Linked DNA regions of Homo sapiens: region 2 is linked to region 1. The links are chromatin loops, found by intact Hi-C in ENCODE. Cell type or tissue: OCI-LY7. All regions are shown on one strand. Each heading gives the region's core, and the rest is flanking DNA. Links, peaks and the distances in the headings are about the cores only.

Region 1 (11,351 bases), core at 3,170-7,169:
CCTAAAATGTCATCAAGAGGACAAGGACTTTCGAGTCTTCATTGCTCTGTCTTCAACCTGAGCACTTCTGATGATGCTGTCTCTGTCACTGATCTCATGTTACTCCTGTACCCCCACTCTTTGTACTCAAAAGTCACTTGCTGCTTCTCTTCCACCATAAGACCCAGTTTGTCTTCACCGCATAATAATGGTGTATCCTTGGTGACTAAAGATACTCATTGTGGAAACCCTGGCTTAATTTTGTGAGAGAAAATTCCCTTACAACTTTTCTCAGCTTTCCACTGAGAAGTGTTCTGGTGATTTTGACAGGAAATGGGGGGCAGTGATGTGGAATTCCCCAATCCAAGAGGATTTCTTTAAAAAGTCTTTTCCTACAGTGCACTACAAGTAGAAGAAAACCATCTCCGTGTAATTTAACAATTTTTTATAAAAAAAATTTATCCATTATTAGAATATAGCAATTAAATAATATAAAGTTCAAACATGCCTTCCCACTTTATCCCCAAATAAATATATTAAGCATTTTGTTTTTATTTTTCAATGAATACATACTAAGTCCAAAAAATAATGCTTTAACTTATAACTGTTAGAAATATAACTCTAGAAAAAATATTGCTATTGAGTACTAAAAGTCTTTATTAACAAACTGCATATATTTTCAAAGTATAATACAATAATTGGAGAATAAAATGTAAATTATTTACTTATATAGTTAACATTTGCAGAGCTTTATCTTGAGAAATGTACTTTGATGATGTTTCAATTTGAGGAAGAGATTAGTGTCTCAAGTATAGCATTTCTTTCACTGCCAATGAGAGCGAATCAAACTTTCTGAGAAACTTTCACATTTCTTGCTGTGTTCCGGGATCTCCAGTCTTCTTTAAATTTGGAGAAATTGCCCATGAAGGAGCCGACTGCTGTGTCCAGCATGTGATGGGGGAGGAACTCCAGCCCAGGAAGGGGCTCCCCTGGACCCTCAGATGGAGTCGAAGTGAGTGAATGCACCTGGCAGCTTGGGAGGCCTGAGTGGAGGGGAGGGGCAGCACTCTTTAAGACCCAGGCCCACTCCTGGGGAAGGGACCAGCAGGGCTTGCTTGGCTCTTGGCCTCCTGGGAGGTTTGGAAAGATTGCTTGTGATGGGGTGATTCCTATGAGCTCTTCTAGGAACTCTAGCATTTTTAGCCTCTCGTCTGTCACCTCTTCTTGTTTAGAACATTTGTATTTCTCCGTCTTCATTTCTTGAACCAAGAAAACTGATTCTTCCATCAATCTTGAGATGGTGGTCTTTGCCCTTCTGTAAGCCTCGGCAAGGGTGGCTATACTGAAACACTCTCTAGCCTGGCATTTCTAAAAATGACTCCGTCTCTGAACACTCTGAACACAAGTGCCGTTTGTCAGTGAGTTGGTATTTATCCTCAATCTGTGTAGCTAGTGATTCCGCAGGCTGCTTTTCATGCCTTATGTAAAGTCAGTTTCTAACAGATTGAACAGGTCTCAATAAAAATAAGGGACCAACCCATGAGCCAGTGAGCGGTGGACACACCGGTGTCTACCCCTGGAGGCTATGGAAGGTGAGTCGTGGACCGAGCATCTCCACAGTCACCTCGTCCAGCTTCCCAAGGGGTCAGCCCAGGCCTCAGCTCTACAGAGGATTGCAGTCCCTCCATTGCACCGCAGCCATCACGGCTCTGCCCGGTAACCGTGGATCCTACTGGAACAACAAACACCAAAGAACATCCCAACATTCCACCTGAAACCCAGCCATCAACTGGCAGCCTGAATTGGTCAGTTTTACCGTCAGAGAAGATTTACAAATAAAATAGGCCTATCTCCATTACTGTTTAATGATTATTTTTTTCCTTTAAAAAATTTTGTATAAATATAAAATTAAAATATAGTAAAATGTGCACGTTACAGAGTTTTAAACTTCATATTCCCTGTAGTATACAACAGCCTTATCAATATATGGATCATGTCTATTGATGCAGAAAATACCTCCTTGTAACTTGTTAACCAATATCCACTCACCCCACCATATGCAGCCCCTGTTTTGATTTCTGTTAACATACATTATTTTTTCAACTCCATAAAAGTTAAATAAATCACAGTGTACAGTTTGATGTCTACCTCTTTTACTCAAGAAATGCCCATTTAGCCCACAGTTCTAGACTCAGTGTGTGTCCGGAAATCCTAGACAGGCCATGGAAAAAATCAGATGAATGAGTTCTTTCATTAGCCTCAGACTAAACATCCAGATCAAAGAGTCCTACAGTTCATAAGATTCTTTTCATTATAATGCAATAAAGAATTTGTTTTCTTCGCATATTTATCCTTTAATTTGGTGACTCATACAAGTTAGTCTAGTTTCATTTATCTTATAGGAAATACTCAAAAAATATTAGGTTCCCATCAAATTCTCTGAATAAAATGACTTTCATTTACTTGCTATATAGTTCTTAAGCTACATATATTACCTAGTCATTTTAGACCAAAACTTTATTAATTCATTTTCATACTTATATTCATCACAGATGGAATAAGTTTTAATTCTGTAAGTTTTGCTTCTTTCATGTTCGTAAAAATTAAAACTTTTATTTGAAAAGTGAGTTCTAGGAATGTAGGTAATTTTTAAAAAATAAATGTTTTTTTCAGTCAGACATGAGTTTAAAAAAAAATTCCAAAAACATATCTTACATATAGAATGTATCTAATATTCCTAAAAAAATCAAACTATTTTCCAAAGTCCTCCTTGTCCCAGTTTTAGTTTTGCAAATTTCAAATTAATGATGTCAATACTTAAGTATGTGCTGTAGCAGTTAAGAAATTTCAAATAAGGAGACAGTGACAAGGCTGCAATCACATTTAAAATAAAGAAATTAAAGTAATTATGGTGATTTCACCGTTTCAATTCCTTGGATATAAGATTATCATTTCTCAGAATTAAGCAGTTATAAGTATATTTGTCTCCTTTAATTTTTACTCCATATATTATTCATTTAAGACAACTTTTATCTTTTCTTTGATAAGGGATGGATATGCCAGAACTCATTTTTAACTAGAATGAAATTTAAGGAATTTTGAACCTTATGTGGTCCTGATCTCTGTGCTTGGGTTTTAATTTTTTTCTCAACCTGTATCATATGCACTTAGCCATGAACAATAAAATATGAACAAATCACATTTTCTTGTTGCTAAGCTACAAAGAATATGATGGTAAAGTGAAATCTCTTCAGCAAGAAAACCAGACTTTCCCCTTGTTTTGTTATTGATCAGGGGAACTGACTATGGTGCAGGACTGCTTGGGTTTCGCAGTCAAGGCAGCTTTTTATATGTGATGAAGCTACTCCGAGTTTTTCTAATTCTTTACTTTGGAACAAGACTTTCTCTTCTGATTTTCCTGAAAAAAGATTCAAATGTCTTGATACTATAAACATGCTAGAGGCAAACAAGCATCCTAAGCTGTACTTTCCATTTGCTAAAACGGGATAATTGTCACATAGGTGTTAAGTAATAGCAGCCACCCATTACCCAAATGTTCCTGAAGTTTCTCTATCCTCCTGGAGTCCATAGGTTTCAATATCTCTGTAAATAGCACTGACATCTAATTGGTGATGATCTTGCTTTCTCTGAGTGTGCCAGCTCTCTCTACATAGTTCCATTCCTTGTTTTCCAGACAGAATTTTGCTACAAGGTGGGGCATGTTGTCCAGTGTACTCACATCCATAATCTGTTCACACAATGCATGGTCAATCTCACCTCCCAGATCCTTTTTGTCCATTTTTACTTTAATGTACAAAATATAATGATGGTGATGACAATGATGGTATTGTTGACCTATATGATAATGACAAACCAAGCTATGCTCTTTTTATGTTTTCAAATGTAAGCACATCAGTAAGTGATGTACATAAATGATACGATTTAAACATCCAACACAAGGACGCACACATTTTTTATGATCATGTTGCAAATGAGAAAACAAATGACCCATCCCTTTCTTCTCCTTTAATCATGGCAACATCAGTAGCTCCTAAGAGTTTTATTTGAGGAAGTTCTGCCTGTGTTATCTGGCTGATATTGAAGACTTGGGATTTTGTCACCCAAGTCCCATAAACAGTGGGTTACAGTTCAGGTAAGATGGAATGAAGCATGGTTTTTAGAGTGTACACTGATAGGAGCTCACTTTTATAAAATTTTCACATTCACCAAAATATATTTTCTAATAAAAATAATATATTAACACAAAAGTAGCTATGCAGCTGTGCCTTTTATTTCTTTTTCTTACCTGATTGGTCTGGCTAGGACTTTCAGTACTACATTGAATAAAAATGGTAAACATAAGCATCCTTATCTTGTGTCAGATCTTAGAGAGAAAACATCCAGCTTTTCCCATTCAGTATGATGGTTCTGTTATATATGGCCTTTATTATATTGAGGTATATTTCTTCTATACCCAATCTGTTGACAGTTTTTATCTAATGAGATGAGCGTATGGTTTTTGTCCTTCGTTCCATTAATCTGATGTATCACCTTTATTGATTTGCATATGTTGAACCATCTTTATATTTCTGGGATGAATTCTACTTGATCTTGGTGAATAATCTTCACGATGTGCAATGGGATTTAGTTGGCTAGTATTTTGTGAGGATTTTTGCATCTATATTCTTCAGGGAAATAGTCCTGTAATTTTGTTGTTGTTGTTATGTCCTTGTCTGATTTGATATCTTTTCAAAAAGCCTGTCTTTGAGCTCATTGATTCTTTTTTCTGTTTGATTGATTGATTCTGCTGGTATTTTTTATTTGGTTCATTACATTTTTCAACTGTGGTCACTGCTGCTTTTTTAGCATTAGAGGGCGCTCTAAGCCTGGATTTGCCACATATCCAAAGTTGCTTTGTCGTTCTGGCCTGGAAGGACTAGAGCGGGGCTTACAGAGTGTATTTCATCCCACTGGGTTTGCACGTTTCTGCCTGGGGCCGGAACAGCTCCAGGGGTTCTGTTTACGGTCCCCAGGTTGGGGTCAAGCACTGCAGGGCTGTGCCCAGGGCTGGATCTCTGTAGTGAGCTCAGCACTGGGCTGCAAGGCCACATGTGCCTGCTTTCCTTTGCTTCCCTGAAGCAGTCTCCATGCTGTGCTGCTTGTAGTGGGGCATGGATGAGACAGGGAGTCCTGTGGCCACCACAGCTGCTATGATGCTACATCATGCCCAAAGCCACTGAGGCCAGCGCAGCGCAGGGGGATCCTCAAGTTCCACGGCTACAGCTTTCCGGCCCCTGAGATTTATTCATGGCTCTAGGCTGCTGCAGAGAGTCAGTGGTGATGTGGGCTGGGACATGAGACTGTGCCACCAGGGCTGCTGGTCTCCACCTGGCACTGTGACAAGTCCAGTGGCTCTGTCCACAGGGACCAGCCTGGGTCAGGGGCCACTGAGTCTTCCCCAGTGTTGGGTTTCACGATGGTATGCCAGCACTGCATTGCCAGGCAAAGCCCTGTGCTTAGTTTCTTTCCTTTCCTTCCCTCCAGTGGGTGGAGTCACTCTTTGCACTGTGCTGCCCAGGGTTTAGAGAGGGATGGTGAGGGCAGTCCCTTGGCCACCAAGACTCATGCTTAGCTGGATCGGGCCAAAGCCAATGGAAACTGGGGCCAGCACAACCCTGGAGTGTGTCCCAGGCCCATGCTGATACGCCCTGACTACTGCTGAGGTTTGCTCGTGGCCTGATGCCACTATCGAAGGCCAGAGGTGGTGCAGGTCAGAACATGAGACTGTCCTATTGGGGCTGCAGTTTTCCACCAAGTGCTGGGGTGATTCCAGAGACTTTGTCCATGGGTTTTGGCCTGGGGTCAGTGGCTGTGGGGTTCTCCCTGGCCCTGTGTTTTACTGTGCTGGGCCCAACACTGGGATCCAAGTCAAAGTCCTTCAGTCACATCACTCACCTTCCCTCCTGTGGGTTGTGTTTCTGTGCTGCACTGCCTGGAGTTGGGGAAGCGCTGAGGTGAGCAGTGAGACTCTGTCCTTCCTACCTTCTTCAATGCCTCTTTTCTTATTGTGCTAAAAACAGGTGCTCTATTGGATTCCTTAGCACTTGTAAAGGTGCTTTTGTGCTTGGATAGTTGTTTAATTTCATGTTTTTGTGGGGGAGATGATCACTGGAGGGCCTTATTTTTCCATTTGCCTCACCCCTTCCTCTCTTAAAGATTTTTTCCAAAAATTTTTTTTCCAAAAAAATCACCCTTCTGATTTTCCTAGAAGTGATTCTTCTGTCTCCATATTTTAAGGGCTTTCAATATTAAATATTTGGGCTCAAATATATTTACACTTTGGAACATAAATCTGTCTCGGGCAAGGGAACAATTAGCATTTCATTGCAGAATAAGGATATTTAACCACACCTGTGACATTCCTTTATAATAAAGTTTATCATGTATTCAGAGTGTGTGCATCTCTGTGGATGTATTTGAAAGGTGTATGCCAAGTCAGCCCAGGGAATTTTACTAGACCTCAAAAAGACCTTGAGCTTTTCATAAACTTAGCTGTTTCTTTTTTTTATCCCCCAGTGGAAAAGCGAGATTGTCTTTGACCATTTGCTATGGACATTGTCAGGGATGGTGCAGCCTGAATGAGAATGTCTGCGGTATTTCCCGAAATAAGTATCCCTCAAGGATGATACTGTGGACCTCACTCAGGAAGAATGTGTCCTTCAGGGAAAGCTGCACAGAGACGTGATGCTGGAGAAGCAGTCATCTGGTTACTTTAGGTGAGTCTTTCAACGTTCATTTATTTTATACAAAGTTTTCCAGAATACTTTCTCTATATTCCACCTCCCTGTATGCCCTCCTTGATTTATATACTTTCATAGTCCTATTTACATGTTTATAAAGTAAGTGTATTTCACTTACTCACTGACTGTGCAATGAGGAGGAGCACCAGGCCTTGAGAGGGGAGCCTGGTGAAGGAGGCTAACTGCAGTTTGGGGGCTAAGGCTCGGAAATGGGAGGGAGACTGGGAAGCTCAGGACCAGGAGAAGGGAAAAGCTCTGCCCACCCTCCCCTGGTGATCCTGTGCAGGGACTGTGGGCTCTGTAACTTGAAGTGGGGGGTCAGTCCCGCCACATCCCCATGGCTGGCACTTAGTATGTGGCTTCATTCAGCTGGAGGGTGTTCTGAGGACAGGAATAGAACTAGCTCACTTTCCTCATGTAGGAGTTTCTTTTCCCTGAGTCCCTCCTTTTCCAGTGGACAGCGTAGGACCACCTCTTCCACATGTTGAATTCCCCCTCTTGGCAGGTTTGTGCCCCAGGAAGTAGTGTGTTGATTTGAAGCCCTAAAAAAAATATTTTCCACACTCAAGAGTGACTTATCCAGACCGATTTTACCTAAGAAACAAGCCTGAAGGAGGAGAGAGAAGAAAGAAGAGTCAGAACTAGCACTTTCCCAGGTGAAAGTCACACTGTGGTTGATTGTTCTGTCTTCTCCCTGCAGTGCTGTGTTCAGGACTTGCTAATCTCTGACTCTGCAATGTCCTGCCGCACACATTTGCTGGTACTCACTGAGGGCCTTGCCTCAGTCCCCTCCCATCTCCATGTCACTGTGACCCAGTGAAATGGGCCTGTGAAGAGGCCATTTGGGGGGTCATCCTGGGCAGGACTATACCCAAGACCTGGGTTGGGGACAGGGAGCGGGTCCTGTGGGGTTAGAGGGATAGGACAGCAGGGATTGTTTAGGGGACACATCGGATGCATTGTCTGCTCCCAGTGGATGAGGATTAAAGAAACTGCACAAATAAGTAGTGTATTTATGTGTAGGTGGAAAATCCTGGACAAAGATTAATAAGGGGAAACTTGTTCTACTTGACTTCATTGTGAATTTGAAGCTCAACCAACTGAATCAGTGTGATTCTGGCCCAAAAGTACTATTGATTTGGCTTTGAACTCCTGGCCTCAAGTAATCCACCGCCTCATGCTCCCAAAGTGCTGGGGTTACAAGTGTGAGCCTCTGCACCTGGCCCTGTAGTGTTGATTTGGACTAGAATGGAATAAATTATTCAAAAATTGATATCATCGAGAAATAAAGGTTGGATTTCATGCAGATGATAAAGGGTGGTTTCATTTCATAATTGCTTTTCAAAAAGTTGAATCAACCTAAGCATTTAACACTAGGAAGTTGTTTAAATCATTGACAGAATATCCATCCCGTGGAAACCTTGTTCATGGAGTGACTCATGTAGCCATTGGGTTAGGTCTTTTTGTTGTTTGTTTGTTCGTTTGTTTTTTTGTTTTGTTTTTGAGACAGAGTCTTGCTCTGTTGCCCAGGCTGGAATGCAGTGGCACAATCTTGGCTCACTGCAACCTCTGCCTCCCAGGTTCAAGCAATTCTCGTGCCTCAGCCTCCCTGGTACCTGGGAATACTGGTGCACATCACCACGCCCGGCTGATTTTTGTATTTTTAGTAGAGATGGCGTTTTGCCTTGTTGGCCAGGCTGGTCTTAAACTCCTGGCCTCATGTGATCCACCTGCCTCAGCCTCTCAAAGTTCTGGGATTATAGGCGTGAGCCACTGCACCTGACCGGGTCTTTTTTTAAAAACACAAAATTTTGTATGTATGCAATTCAGCTGAGACACTGGGGCAGCGAACTGTCTTAACCATCAAGAGATCAAAACCAGGGCAGGCACAGTGGCTCCCAGCACCTTGGCAGGCTGAGACAGGAGGACCACTTGAGGCCAGGAGTTCATAGTCCTGGGCAACATAGTGTGACCCTGTCTCTACAGAATTTTTAAAAATTAGCCAGGCTTGGTGGTATGTGCCTATAGTCCCAGCTACTTGAGTAGCTGATAGAGGAGGATGGCTTGAGCCCAGGAGGTTGAGGCTGGAGGTTGAGGTGGTTGAAGCTTCAGTGAGCTAATTATCGTGCCTCTGCACTCCAGCCTGAGTGATGGAGAGAAAAAAAAAAAAAAGAGGTCAAAGCCAAATTCTGGTACTATCAATTTTTATTAAATATTATTTTATTTTAAACATTACCATATATATATTTGTTTTGTGGTAAAACTCCTAATAATGACACAGTTTGAGACTTGAGAGAAAGGAGCAAAGCAGTCTTTCTTATCATGTCTGCCACTGCCTCAACCAGGAACCACTGTTGTCAGTTCTGTGGCAAGAGTCAGGGAAACTCTCGTAAAAATCCATTTACACATAATTATGTGAGTTGAAAAAATAGTTCGGTGAATCTATTGTTATGTAGTATTCTTTTTTAAAACTATATATCTTGAATCTGTTTTCATGTTAGCAAATATTGAAATACTTGCTTTCTTAGTTCTGTTTGCAAACATTTCATGCTTAATAAGAATTTATATTATGCTGTTCAGCATGCTTATTATTAAATATTTTATTCTGAGATATAATGCTATGATTATTTCTGATTTTTAATCTTTTGATTTAACTAATAAACTAAAGTGGTGTTCTAATTATGAACCATTGCTGTGTTAATGGAATAAAACATTTAACTTATATTAGTGGCTTTAATAAAAATTTCTTAAGCAGTGAAAACATGGCTAAATAGCTAAATTTAAATGGACTAAATTTTATTTATTTTTTTATGTATATCTTTGATGTGGACTAAAGTTACAGTGTTTTATATATTTTATTTTTATTTTCATAGTTTTTAAATAACCTAATATAATATAAACAGTCTTGTTATTTCTTGCAAGATTTACATCTCAAAGAAACTGTATCTGGCATAAAATTTTAAGAACATTTACCCTTAATGTGAATTAAATCTTGTTAGGCTTCAGAAAAACACGTTGGAGACCTTTTAATTTAAATATTTATAAGGATTAATTCGATTTTCTCTTTATTTTTAATATACTTTATTTCTTAGAGAAGTTTAAGGTTCACAGCAAAATCTAGCAGTGTTACAGTCTTCTTGTGTACACCATCCCTCTCTGAAAGTTGTCAGAATTAAAATGGAGTCCCTAATTTAAGAAAACCATAACACATAAAGCTGGGGAAGGCTGTAAAGAAAGGGTTCTCATGCTATATGCCTGATAACAAAAAGTTTCATGAGAGACTGCAGAACATCACAGCCTTGCACAAAGGCCATCACAACCTTACACAAAAAATATTTCTGCAAGGACATCTGCCCAGCAACTGCCTGTCCAGCTTTTGACTAGCATTGCCTTTATTATTGATCTTTGGAGCCAAGGATAATTATTTCAAAACAATTAGGTAATCCTCATTTTTTTCTTTAAAAAGCTATGTCTTCTTTTACCTTCCTAAATATGCACAGTTTATAATGCCCATATGTTCCCATTGCAATACTTTATTTCCCCATTTTTTTTAATTTATAGAGAACATCTCACTGTTTCTTATTTAGGTTGACACCCCCATACATGCATAGTGTCCCCCATTAACAACAACCCCCACAAGAGTGACATGTTTCTTACAATTGATGAGTCTATATTGATACATTATCACCCAAAGTCAATAGTTTGCATTACAGTTGACTTTTGAAATGGTACATTCTGTTAGTTTGGACAAATATATAATGACATGTATCTACTATTATAGAGTTAAACAAAATAGTTTCAGTGCCCTAAAAAGACTCCATGCTCTATTTATTCCTTATTCCCCACAAACTCCACTAATTGTTTCACTGTCTCTATAGTTTTACTGTTTCCAGAATATCAAATTGTTGGTCATATACTATTTAGCCTTTCAGACTGGCTTCTTTCACTTAGTAATAAACACTTAAGTTTCATCCATGTATTTTCAGGCTCGATAGCATATATCATTTTAACACTGAATAATATTTTATTTCTGGATGTACTATCGTTTATCCATTTATCTACTGAACAGCATCTTGACTGCTTCCAAGCTTTGGCAGTTATGAATAAAGCTGCTGTAAAGGTCCATGTGAAGATTTGTGTGGACCTAAGTTTTCAGCATCTTTGGGTAAATACTAAGGACTCTAATTACTGAATCAAATAGTAAGAGCATGTTTAATTTTATAAGAAATTGCCAGCCGGGCACGGTGGCTTATGCCTGTAATCCCAGCACTTTGGGAGAACAAGGCGGGCGCATCATGAGGTCAAGAGATCGAGACCATCCTGGCCAACATGGTGAAACCCCGTCTCTACTAAAAATACAAAAATTAGCTGGGCATGGTGGCGTGTGCCTGTAGTTCCAGCTACTCAGGAGGCTGAGGCAAGAGAATTGCTTGAACCCGGGAGGTGGAGGTTGCAGTGAGCTGGGATCGCGCCACTGCACTCCAGCCTGGTGACGGAGCGAGACTCTGTCTCAAAAAAAAAAAAAAAAAAAAAAAAACTGTCAAATTGTCATCCAAACTGGCTGTACCGTTT
Region 2 (11,351 bases), core at 2,600-6,599, 160 kb after region 1:
CACTAGATCACATGCAATTGAAATAAGAAAAGTGCTCTTTCAATGCTTAGGTGCAGAACTAGTTCTGGATCAACCCAACCAGCCTCTTCCACTGTCTGGGTTTGTGATTTATTCTCAAAAAGGACCTCATACTTTGCCCTTTTTTTCTTTCAAATGATTACACTTTTTCATAGTTTTCAAAGACTTTGCCTTTAAATAGATCTCAATTCTCAAATGAACCCAATTCAGATTTTATAATTATATATTCAACATTTAAGATCTCCAAAATAATTCCGTTCCAAAAACATACTCAAACTCCCTTTACCTGCCTCCATTCTCTAGTTGTTTTTAATCCATTTTTTCTTGCAATCCCCTTTTTGTTGTCAGCGTTTTCCATTTTAAATTCATCATTGAGACTTTCTAGCAGCAAGTTAAGTTCTCAGAGAAAAAAATTACTTCTGGTATAGATTATCAATTGCTGCATAACAAATCATCCCCAAATTTAGTGGATTGAAACAAAAAAAAGAGTCATTTCTTTGCTCACGATTTTGCAATGTGGGCAGGCGTGGTGGGGACTTGCCTGTGCTTTTTGGACTTCTGTTGTCAGAGTAGCTCAGCTGGGCCTGTGGTGGCACTTCCATGATAGCTCACTTATGTGGCCAGCAGGTGCTGCTGGCTGAGGGTGGGGAGCTCAGCGGGGCTGCTGACTAGGTGCCACACTTTTCCTTCATGTTGTCCCCTTCATGTAGCTGTTAGAGCTTCCTCCTAGCATGACAGCTTCCTCCAGAGGGAATAAGCTGCCACTGCAGGTATTCATTCAATATTAACTCAAAAGTTCCCACACCCACTTCTTTCATATTGGTATTAGCTGAAGTAGTCATAGACCCATCCCATAATCAAGCAGAAGAGACATGAGCTCCTGAGGAGAGAACCGTCATGAACATACAGAGCAGAATGGAATTTCTTGAGGTTATGTTTGAACACAGTCTCCCCTCTGGCCAGAACAATCCATGTTCTCCCCCTGCAAAAAATACACGAACCTCTCCAAAGACCCCAAAACTCTTTATCTCATGAAAGCATCAACTCAGATTCCAGGATATTGTCATCCAAATCACAAGATAACTCTCCTCCAGTGGGGTTCCTTGGGTGCAACTTCTTGGGTGGCTTATCTCAGTTTGAAGATCTGTGAATCATGGGCCTCACATACACCCAGCCTGGGACAAGCATCAGATCATTGCTGTAGTTCCTCCCATCTCAAAGCAGGGGGAGGGAGGAGGCATGTAGTCGTGGGCCCAGGGCACTTGTCAAATCCATGGACACGTCACCAGTTTCTTGATTAGTGGCTCCAGTTCCACTAGCTGGGAGTGGTTCCCAGTGATTTTTGACTCCATGCTCTGAATCACCCTTCTTTTCCCATAAGAAATGGCCCAAGTATATAGCGAAGAAATTTCTCAGCCTGCTTCCTTTCATAGGAACATAAGGGCCCACATTCTTTTTATTATCTTTGTCTTTGTCCCTTTCAATCAAAGATGACATGCTTCCTTTAAAACTTTTGTGAGTTTCTTATGTATCAAATTAGACAAAAGTCACAACCACACCCCATTAAACAAAAATGATAACCACATTTCTTTCCAGGATGGGTATTTCTACCTTAAGTCCCATGTGAGACTGATATGGGAGAATGCCCCTGAGATTCTTAGAAGCCTAATTGCCTAGCTGGCAGGTGTACACAGCACACCCTTAGTATTATTGGCATAATTTTTTTCTAGCTTAAAGGCACCACCTTAAGGCTACCTTACTCCAAGACCATGTTATGCTGAAGGTGCTCTTTTTCTTTTGCCTAAGGCCATATATTACTTTCAGAGTGTCATGCTATCTGGAGAGTCTGGTGTATTAGTCCGTCTTCCCACTGCTATGAAGACATACCTGAGACTGGGTAATCTGTAAAGAAAAGTGGTTTAATGGACTCACAGTTCGGCATTGCTGGGGAGGCAATTTTATTGGATTACAAACTATACCAATAAACTAAATTTTATTGGATTATGTACTAACGTGATTTTTAAAAAATATATTATGGATATGTGAAACGTATACTTTCTATCCTTGAGATACAAAGTTTATACATACATGTACATTTTTGCACAAGCGTACCATGTATACCCACATGAAAAGCACAGATACTCAAGTTTATTTTTCACATCACTCAATTCCTTGTGTTTTGCTTAGCGGAACTGTTCACAAGATGAGTATTAAATCTCCCACTATGTTTCCGTCATTTTTAAGTTTTCTTTGCGGTTCTAATAGATTTTCCATTATTTATTCAGCTAGTATTTTGTGTTGCCTATACATATTTTTGGATATTATATTATCTTCATCGTTCCTTCTGTAATGACGACATCCATCTTTTTCCTCTTAATACCATTCACACGTTTCATATTGACTGATATTGTCACGGCCATTTTTATGTGCATTTACATGGTATCTGTGTTTCAAGCACTTTATTTTCCACTTTTACTTAACATTCCTTCTTTATTTTATTTTTATTTTATTTTATTTTATTTTATTTTTAAGTTCCGGGGTCCATGTGCAGGATGTGCAAGTTTGTTACACAGGTAAACATGTGCCATGGTGGTTTGCTGCACCCATCAACCCGTCACCCAGGTATTAAGCCCGGCATGCACTAGCTCTTTTCCTAGTTCTCGCCCCCACTGCGCTCCCCCAACAGGCTCCAGTGTGTGTTGTTCTCCTCCCTGTGTCCATGTGTTCTCATTGTTCAGCTCCCACTTACAAGTGAGAACATAGCTTTCCTTTTAGATGAGGTTTGTTTGGTTTTGTTTTTTTTTTTTGGTTTTTGTTTTTGTTTTGAGACAGTCTTGCTCTTCGCCCAGGCTAAAGTGCAGTGGCCCACTCTCGGCTCACTGCAACTTCTGCCTCCCAGGTTCAAGCAATTCTCTGCCTCAACCTCCCGAGTAGCTGGGATTACAGGCGCCCACCACCATGCCCGGCTAATTTTTGTATTTTTAGTAGAGACAGGGTTTCACCATCTTGGCCAGCGTGGTCTTGAACTCCTGAACTCATGATCCACCTGCCTCAGCCTCCCAAAGTGGTGGGATTACAGGCATGAGCCACCCACCGCACCTGGCCAAGGTTTGTTTTTTAACCCAAATTGCTGTCCCTGCTTCTGCCAGAAGACTTCAGAGTGTCCCATGGAGTGTACTGACTATGGCACTTATTTGACTGCCTCCCTGTTTAGATGTACTATTCATTTAATTTATTGTTGCCTCTTTTTCTGTTTTCTTACATGTGTTAATTTGATCAAATTACTTGTCCTTTTCTTTCTTTTTTTTTTTGAGATGGAGTCTTCCTCTGTCACCCAGACTGGAGTGCAGTGGTGCAACATCGGCTCACTGCAACCTCTGCCTCCTGGGTTCAAGTGATTCTCCTGCCTCAGCCACCTGAGTAGCTGGGACTACAAGTGCCTACCACCATGTCTGGCTAATTTTTGTATTTTTAGTAGAGACGAGTTTTCACCATGTTGGCCAGGATGGTCTCAATCTCCTGACCTTGTGATCTACCTTCCATGGCCTCCCAAAGTGCTGGGATTACAGGTGTGAGCCACTGCACCTGGCCATCCTTCTCATTTTTAACCTTATCTTAATTTGGAAATTCTTCTGTAATTCTTAATTCTACTCATGGTTCCTTCTCTTTCTCAACATTTATTCTTCTACTATAAAGATCTCAATAGCTCCTCTTTGAAGATCCTCTGTTGCCCATGGTTTTCCCTTTCCTCAGTAAGAAGAGCATTTAAACGCCTTTATTACTTATCTTTTCCCCTAAACATTTGGGTTTGGCTGATATAGTTTCCTCTTTTTAATTCCAGACTATTATTAAGTTTTGCCATGCTGGTGACTACCATATTACACCCTGGCCTAACCACACACAACAATACAGCTCAGCCCATAGAAAGCTACTGAGGAAGCTACATATCCACAGATCTCACAGAGACTCCAATTGCACACCATGTGCGCATGCATATACACACATGTACATGCATCCATATACCACAGTCTGGTTCTCCACAACCTGATTTTGGATCTTGTTCAGGTGCATGATCCAAGTTCCCAAGGCAGGTTCTGTTGTAGTTTAATGTCCCCACACTGTAAAATCTACTTCAGAACTGCCAGCTGCCAGCTACCAGTGGTCCTCAGTTCAGATTCTTCTCTCTGCAGCCCCATAGAGTTTATTACCTGGGAACTTCCTATGAGCAACCTTATTACATAACCTAAAATCCAATTTTTTTAGGACACAAGTAATGATATCAAATCCCAAACATCCTGATGGGGCATGCCACCATATCTATTGTATCTTGGAAGGAACATGGCATTTATTTTAGATCTTAGGCACTATTATCCACGGTGACCTGAGGTTGTTCAATAATTGTGTACATATATTAAAAAACATGTACACAAGCAGGAAAGATGTGAGCATCAATGAACCAACCACAGAAGCAGCAGAAGTTGGAATTCAGTGACAACTGGGGTGCAGAGCCCCTAACAAATGGGGGGTATCCCACCAGCATCTTTTCTCACCTGAAGTCACTATGCAAGGCATTGAATCATAATTTTTTACTTGCTTGGTAAAGTCAAATAAAAATTCAGCCAACAGCTGTGTGTGGATTCCTCTGAGTTTCCATCCAAGAGTGGAACTCTGTCTGTGGGTGGCTGAGCAGCTCTGCATTTCTGTTGTAAGTCTCTGGAGTCCTCTTGGCTCCATTGGCACATGGGGGCCTCGCTGGCTGATCCAAGGAGCAGCATGTGCTCAGAGAGGGGAAGGGACAGTGCAGCTCAAGCCTGAGGTGAGTATTGTCCTAGAGGGGAAAATGTGCATACCAACTTTCTATGAGCATTCAGCAAAGTAGGCTATTTTGACAAATGTGCATTACATGCTTTGCACAGACACATAGCATAGTGACAATGTGACATACACTGATGTCTTAAGGAACAAGAAAAATGTTAAAGCTGCTACCCAAGGAGAAATGAAACCAGTTACCAGATAACTTAAACAAAAACACCTGCAAGGGAGAGAGGGCAAAATGAGGGAGGCCCAGGTGCCTGCCCCTGAGGAGCTCACGTGCTAGCAGAGAAAACGCTGCAGGAAGCCATCACACTACCATGAGGTGAGCACAAGGGGAGTCCCAGGAGAGAGCAGCAGAGCAATCCCCTCCCTCTGGAAGGGAGCCGGGTGGAGTCACGGGAGCTGATGGAGGCTGCGGATGGATGGGAGATGCCACACAGCTTGGAAGACAGTGTTTCAGGCCAGCCACAGGGCACAAACAGTGTTTACATTACGGAGTATAGCTTGGATGGGATAGACCAGCAGTCTTCAAACATTTGTGCTCAGGTCCCCGCCAAAAGGATGTAGGAAATCTCCCTCCTCAATGAGTACACTTCCCAGGTGACTTCCAGCACTTTTCATTATAGGCTTAAGTAACTGCAAAGGATGTCATTCTCAGCATACTGTAAATGTTTCTTTTAAGCTGTTACATCACTTATTACATTCAATGGAGTCTAAATACTATACAATTTGATATCTACACCATGATCCATTTTTAAAATACAATGTCTTCCAAAAGTCATAAATCTTAGATTATTTTTGTTTTTTCCTTGAACTTACTGGGAGTAACTTTCTTTTGTTTAGGAAAGCACTTTATTGGGCCTCTTGCTTAAGCAGAGATGCGCAGACCTAGAAGAGATGGAACATTGAGACAGGCAGTTTAATTGCTGTGCAACAGAGATTCTCAGACTCCCGGGCCTCGGAAGCCCCTGGAGGGCGGTCCCCCACCCACACCCCAGTTCTGACCGCCGGTCTGCTGCTGTCCTATGCATGTGCAGGCGATCCTCCAGCTGCTTGTCTGCTGACCACACTGTGAAAATCACTGCTCCAGAAAATCAAGTAAAGAGGTATTTTTCTTGGACAGGTGTCTTTGTTTAAAAGAATGTTCTGTTTTCCTCTGGCCCAATGAGAATAAAAGGGAGACACCAAGGATCCTAGCTGCAGAGGATATAACAGAAAAGACTCTGCTCTGGAGACCCAGGTTCCTCTCAAGGTGGGGTCAGGGAGGAGAAGGAAAGAGAAAGCACCTTGTGGATAAAAAGGACTGGTCCTAAAGTGGAAAGTCGTAGAGCAGTGACTGTTCTGTGAATTGTTAAATTGCCAGCACCCAAACTTTTAGCGGATGTTGAGTGAGCCTGCAGTGCAGTGTGGCCATGAGCCGGTCTCTGTGCCTGGAGACTGTCATTACCTCCCTGAGTCCTCTGTGCTAGGAGACTAAAGGGAAGGCTCACGTGCACGCCAGCAAAGAGGCATGGGAACAGCCTCCAGCCTCAGGGACCAGGCATGGTCCAGGGCAAAGACAAGATGCCAGGGGCAGCAGCTCCCACACTCCGAGGCTGGCAGCAGCCACCAGACACTGGTTATGAAATTGTAGCAGCACCTGGGGGAAGGAGCTAAACTCCCACAGCATCACAGAAAGCAAACTCGAGTTATTTCATTTCTATGTCAAAGGGAACACGAGGGAAATGCGGGACACGAACAAACCATGTCTGGTATGAGACAGCCTCCCAGGGTGACGCTGAGAGTGTCGTTTCACCTCCCGGGGGTCTCAGTTTCCTTCTCTGCACATCAAAGTGTTTAAACCCATGGACCTCTAGGTGCCTTCTAGTTCTAAGAGCCTGGGATTTGCTACAGGTTTTTGATTAAAAGAAATCACAATCGGTCCTGTGCATATGGACGGAAACAAAGCTAAATGCTTTCCTTCTCCTTTTCCAGGGAGGCTCTAAAACCAAAAGGAATTGGCGGAATGGTCAGTCCCAAACTGGAGAATTTACTCTCAGTTCTTTTTGTTTCTAAAGGTTTTGGAAACTTATTCTTTTTCCATTTAAATGATCACAAATAGCTGTACTATCTCCCCGATGGAGACAGGCAGTGCAAGGGAAGCATCTTAGACGACTTGGCCAAGTGTGAAAGGAGCATTCTGGGGTTCTGGGCTGTTGAAGTTTGAAAACCCTACTCTACACATATCTTCCAAGAGCACAAAGCACCCTCTCCCCAGCTATAAACTACCGCAGCGCTGCCATGAGGTTAAGCCTGGTGGATTGCACGGGCATTCCTGTCGCAGAGCCATTCTGTTCCTGCGTAACCACAGCCACTGCTCAGTGACACAGGGGCCCAGTCCCTGGGAAACCTGGGCCCTGCATAAGCACTAATCGGAGCCTGGGACCACAGCTGAGACCCCAAACATGGTGCTGGGGGGCCCAGGCTGATGGCACCTGCCAGGTGGCAAACACACTGCCATCTCTGCAAACTCCTCTCTGAGCCAGCTTTTATGGACTGTGTGCATCTGTGCTGTCAAAGAAAACATTTCAACAAATTGTGTTTAAAGACCTAATTGGCTTTTATTAATGATTCATGAGTTGGGTGGCACCCCATCTATGAAAGGGGCATTGATAGCTGGGCAGAGGAGGTAGGCTTTATAGGCAGAAGAGGCTGAAGAAGCAGAAAGAGGGAACAAAAAGCAGATGGGTTGTTTCAGAATTACTTTCCTTATAGAGTCACTGACTTAGGTTGACTGGGCCCCTTAGGACTGGTTGCTCTGAATCTCCCAGTTTTTTGGGGGAAACAGGCCCATTTCTAGGCTCACTTTGGTTATATGGCACCTGGCACAAGTGACTCCATTCTAGTTTCGTCTGATCTGTTGTGGCCAGGTGCAGAAGCTCAGTCCAAACAATGGCCTCCACACATTGTATTTAATAGTGCAGAAATCTACCATTTGCCTCTCCAGATCCCCTGTCCAGCCTCTCCCTCCAGCTCTGTGGCCCAAGAGGCTGAGCACAAGGGATATATCAGTAACTTCCTTGCCCCGGCTTCTGGTTGGATTAAACCCAAGAGTCAAACAGGAGAGAGGGGAGACAGGGTATTTTCCCAGCTCTCCCCTGCAGGTCACCACAGGCTGGATACATGCCTCAGACCCAGGGCAGCTGAGAGGCATGGCTGTGCCCAGATTCCGTGCTCTGCGGTATGGCTTGCTCTACTCTGCTTACATCTTTGTAAATGACCCTTTTATTAAACTTGTCTCAAATAATCCAGTCTGAGTGAACCATCCATTGCAGGACATTGACTGTCTCTGTGTCTAACCAAAGCTCCAATCTGGGAGGGATGTGGGAATACTAGAAAAGTTCGGGAAGAGAAAACAATAAGTGATTATTGGGATGAAAATATAGAAGTCAGAAGAACTAAGGGTTACTTGAAGCAGAGAAGGCAGAGAGAAAGTGCTTGCTGTTGTGCAGACAGCAGGCACAGGCAAGCAGAGGCAGCCTCAGCCTTTTATCCCCTCAGAGCAGCTGCTGGGCAGGAAGGCAAGTCAGCCTTTCTGGGGACAGTTTCTTCATTGGTGAGGCAAGGAGGGCTATACAGAGATAGAAGATTTCCAGTGTGGCTTTCAGCTCTCCCCAGGCTCTGACATTGACTCCGTGACCTGGTCTCACCCACTCTTTGTTTTATAGCTTCTCCAGCCCCAGTGGTGGTGATCTGCACACAGTGGGGCTAAGGCACAAACCCTATTTCATAAATAGCCACCACCTACCTCCCTAAATTAATAAACTAATAAACACAATTCTTAAAACAGCCTTCAGGTTTAGGTTGTGGCTGGTGTCACCACCTCTCCTTCGATGAGTAACTTGCACTCTCAAAGTCGCCCCCTGCTCTGCCCCTACCCAGCAGTCAGGGAACTCCTGCGATTACAAGACAACAATGAAACAACTAAAGCAGTCATCACCAAGCATTTATATGTGCTAGGCACTGCCTTTACTCTCTCTGTCCACATTGACAAAGCACTTACCTACTTTTAATATACTCCTCTAGTTAAAAATTCAGTTCTTTTATATGGTATACAAGATATTTTTATGATCCAAATTGTGCTGGCTTAACTCCTGCCATGTCCTCAGCACTCCCCACCCTCTATCCTTGTATTTAGTTTAACGGTCTCCTGTGTAGCACTCACTATATGCCAGGTGTTGTTCTAAATGCTTTACAAGTTAACTCATTTAAACAGCACTAACTAGTAATGTACTGGTTAGGATAGGGCAAACTAAGTTTGCAGTAACAAACTGATCCTAAAGTTATCAATAGCTTACCACACAAAGGTTTATTTTTCATGATGTGTGCAATGTGGATCCAAGAGGGCTCTGCTCCACGTTGTTGCTCAGGGACCCAGCCTGAGAGAAGCCCCCGTAGTTTTATCACATGAAACACATGGCCTCCAAGGTACCCACACAAGGAAAAACAAAAGTGACAGGTGAGTCACACAGGCACTTCACCAGCTCAGCTTGGAGTTGACACTCCACACACAGTCCATTAAGGCCAGAACTAGTCACATGATCATTCGTAACCCAACTATAAGAAAAACTGAGAAATGTGAACCAGGCGCGGTGGCTCACACCTGTAATCCCAGCACTTTGGGAGGCCGAGGAAGGCGGATCACGAGGTCAGGAGATTGAGACCATCCTGGCTAACACGGTGAAACCCCATCTCTACTAAAAACACAAAAAATTAGCCTGGCGTGGTGGTAGGCACCTGTAGTCCCAGCTACTCGGGAGGCTGAGGCAGGAGAATGGCGTGAACCCGGGAGGCAGAGCTTGCAGTGAGCCGAGATCAAGGCACTGCGCTCCAGCCTGGGCAACAGAGCAAGACTCCATCTCAAAGAAAAAAGAAAGAAAAACTGAGAAATTTGGAGGATCACATGTGATGTTTGGTGAGCACAGTGTCTCTGCCACAGCTAGGAGGTATTAATATTCTTTTAGTGAGAAGGAAACTAAAAAGCAAAGGCCTGGAAAGGTGAGGTAACTGGTTCAAAATCAGCTGCAGATCCAAAATCCACACCCGGGCAGTCTGGCTCCACAGTCCATACTGTGAACCACCAAGACTGGCATGTCCTTTCCCTCACCCTTCCCCGTTCACTCTCCACTCCTCCTAGATCCTGCCACACGCACTTTCATAATTGCTTTCCTGCACCTCCTGCGATCCTCTTCCCAACCATATCTGCTTAGCAAAATTCGATTTACCCCTCACAATGCAACTTAAACAACATAGGAAGACATCCTTACACTCACCTAAAGGAGGAATAGGTACTTTTACATCAGAGTTCCCCAAATATTTTAGATAGACTTTGGATCTAGCCCTTATCACTTGTGTGGCACACTTACACCTATGTGGTCCTTCTTCCCAACTAGATACTCAACTCTTCTAGGTCAGAGGCTGTGTCATACACACCTGCATCCCCAGCACCTGCATGGTGCCCGGCGCGTGGTACATACTCATCGAATGAGAGCTGAATAAGTGAGGAAATGAATGGATAAATCTTCATTATCCTTTATGCAATGCATGAGATTGGTGTGAGGATGAAGAGGCAAATGTATTTGGAAATTAACAGAGGGCTGACAGGAAGTCAGGAACAGGGGCCAAGTGCAGTGGCTCACACCTGTGATCTCAGCACTTTGAGAAGTCAAGGCGGCAGATCACTTGAGTTCAGGAGTTCAAGACCAGCCTGGGCAACATGGCAAAACCCTATCACTACAGAAAATACAGTAATTAGCTGGGCATGGTGGCACATCCATGTAGTCCCAGCTACTCGGGAGGCTGAGGCAGGAGGATTGGTGGAGCCTGAGAGGTCGACGCAGTAGTGAGCCAAGTTTGCACTGCTGCATTCCAGCCTGGGTGACACAGTGAGACTGTGTCTCAAAAAGCAAAAGAAGATACTTCCGTTTCCGGCACCTCTTCTTTCTTGCCGTGCCGATAGCGCTCACGCAAGCATGGTTAACGTCCCTAAAACCCACCAGACTTTCTGTAAGAAGTGTGGCAAGCACCAACCCCACAAAGTGACACAGTACAAGAAGGGCAAGGATTCTCTGTATGCCCAGGGAAAGTGGCGTTATAACAGGAAGCAGAGTGGCTATGGTGGGCAGACTAAGCCGATTTTCCAGAAAAAGGCTAAAACTACAAAGAATACTGTGCTAAGGCTTGAGTGCGTTGAGCCCAACTGCAGATCCAAGAGAATGCTGGCTATTAAAAGATGCAAGCATTTTGAACTGGGAGGAGATAAGAAGAGAAAGGGCCAAGTGATCCCGTTCTAAGTGTCATCTTTTATTATGAAGACAATAAAAATCTCAAGGAGAGTCTTACTGAGCACCAGCTCTGTGCCAATCGTTACTGTGGGGCTTTTTGTGCAAGTGGAGGTGTTCTACAAATGGATTTCAAAATATTTCCTTGAAGACTGAAAAGTGGGCCCAAATGGGAAATGTAGACTGGAAATGTGCTTC

Evidence for each region. A loop is a pair of places that touch in the nucleus more often than their neighbours do. Peaks named below come from ENCODE experiments on the same cell type or tissue, not always from the same donor. Only the 100,000 strongest peaks of a DNase experiment are listed, where the experiment ranks them.
Region 2: a loop joins it to region 1, with 2.1 times the contacts of the local background. A loop is called at or near these places in 1 of 110 quality-filtered maps.

What each region holds. Positions count from the first base shown.
Region 1 is chr18:14,080,281-14,091,631 of GRCh38, reverse strand. It overlaps a transcript of ZNF519 not described here. Among named protein-coding and RNA genes, the nearest start is that of ZNF519, 46 kb to the left of the region's middle. In OCI-LY7, for the core only: CTCF peaks have their summits at 4,646 and 4,850 (motif pointing right); a DNase peak (open chromatin) is centred at 4,871.
Region 2 is chr18:13,919,417-13,930,767 of GRCh38, reverse strand. It overlaps the pseudogene RPL36AP49. Among named protein-coding and RNA genes, the nearest start is that of MC2R, 9.6 kb to the right of the region's middle. In OCI-LY7, for the core only: no CTCF peak of the experiment used is centred there; a DNase peak (open chromatin) is centred at 5,077.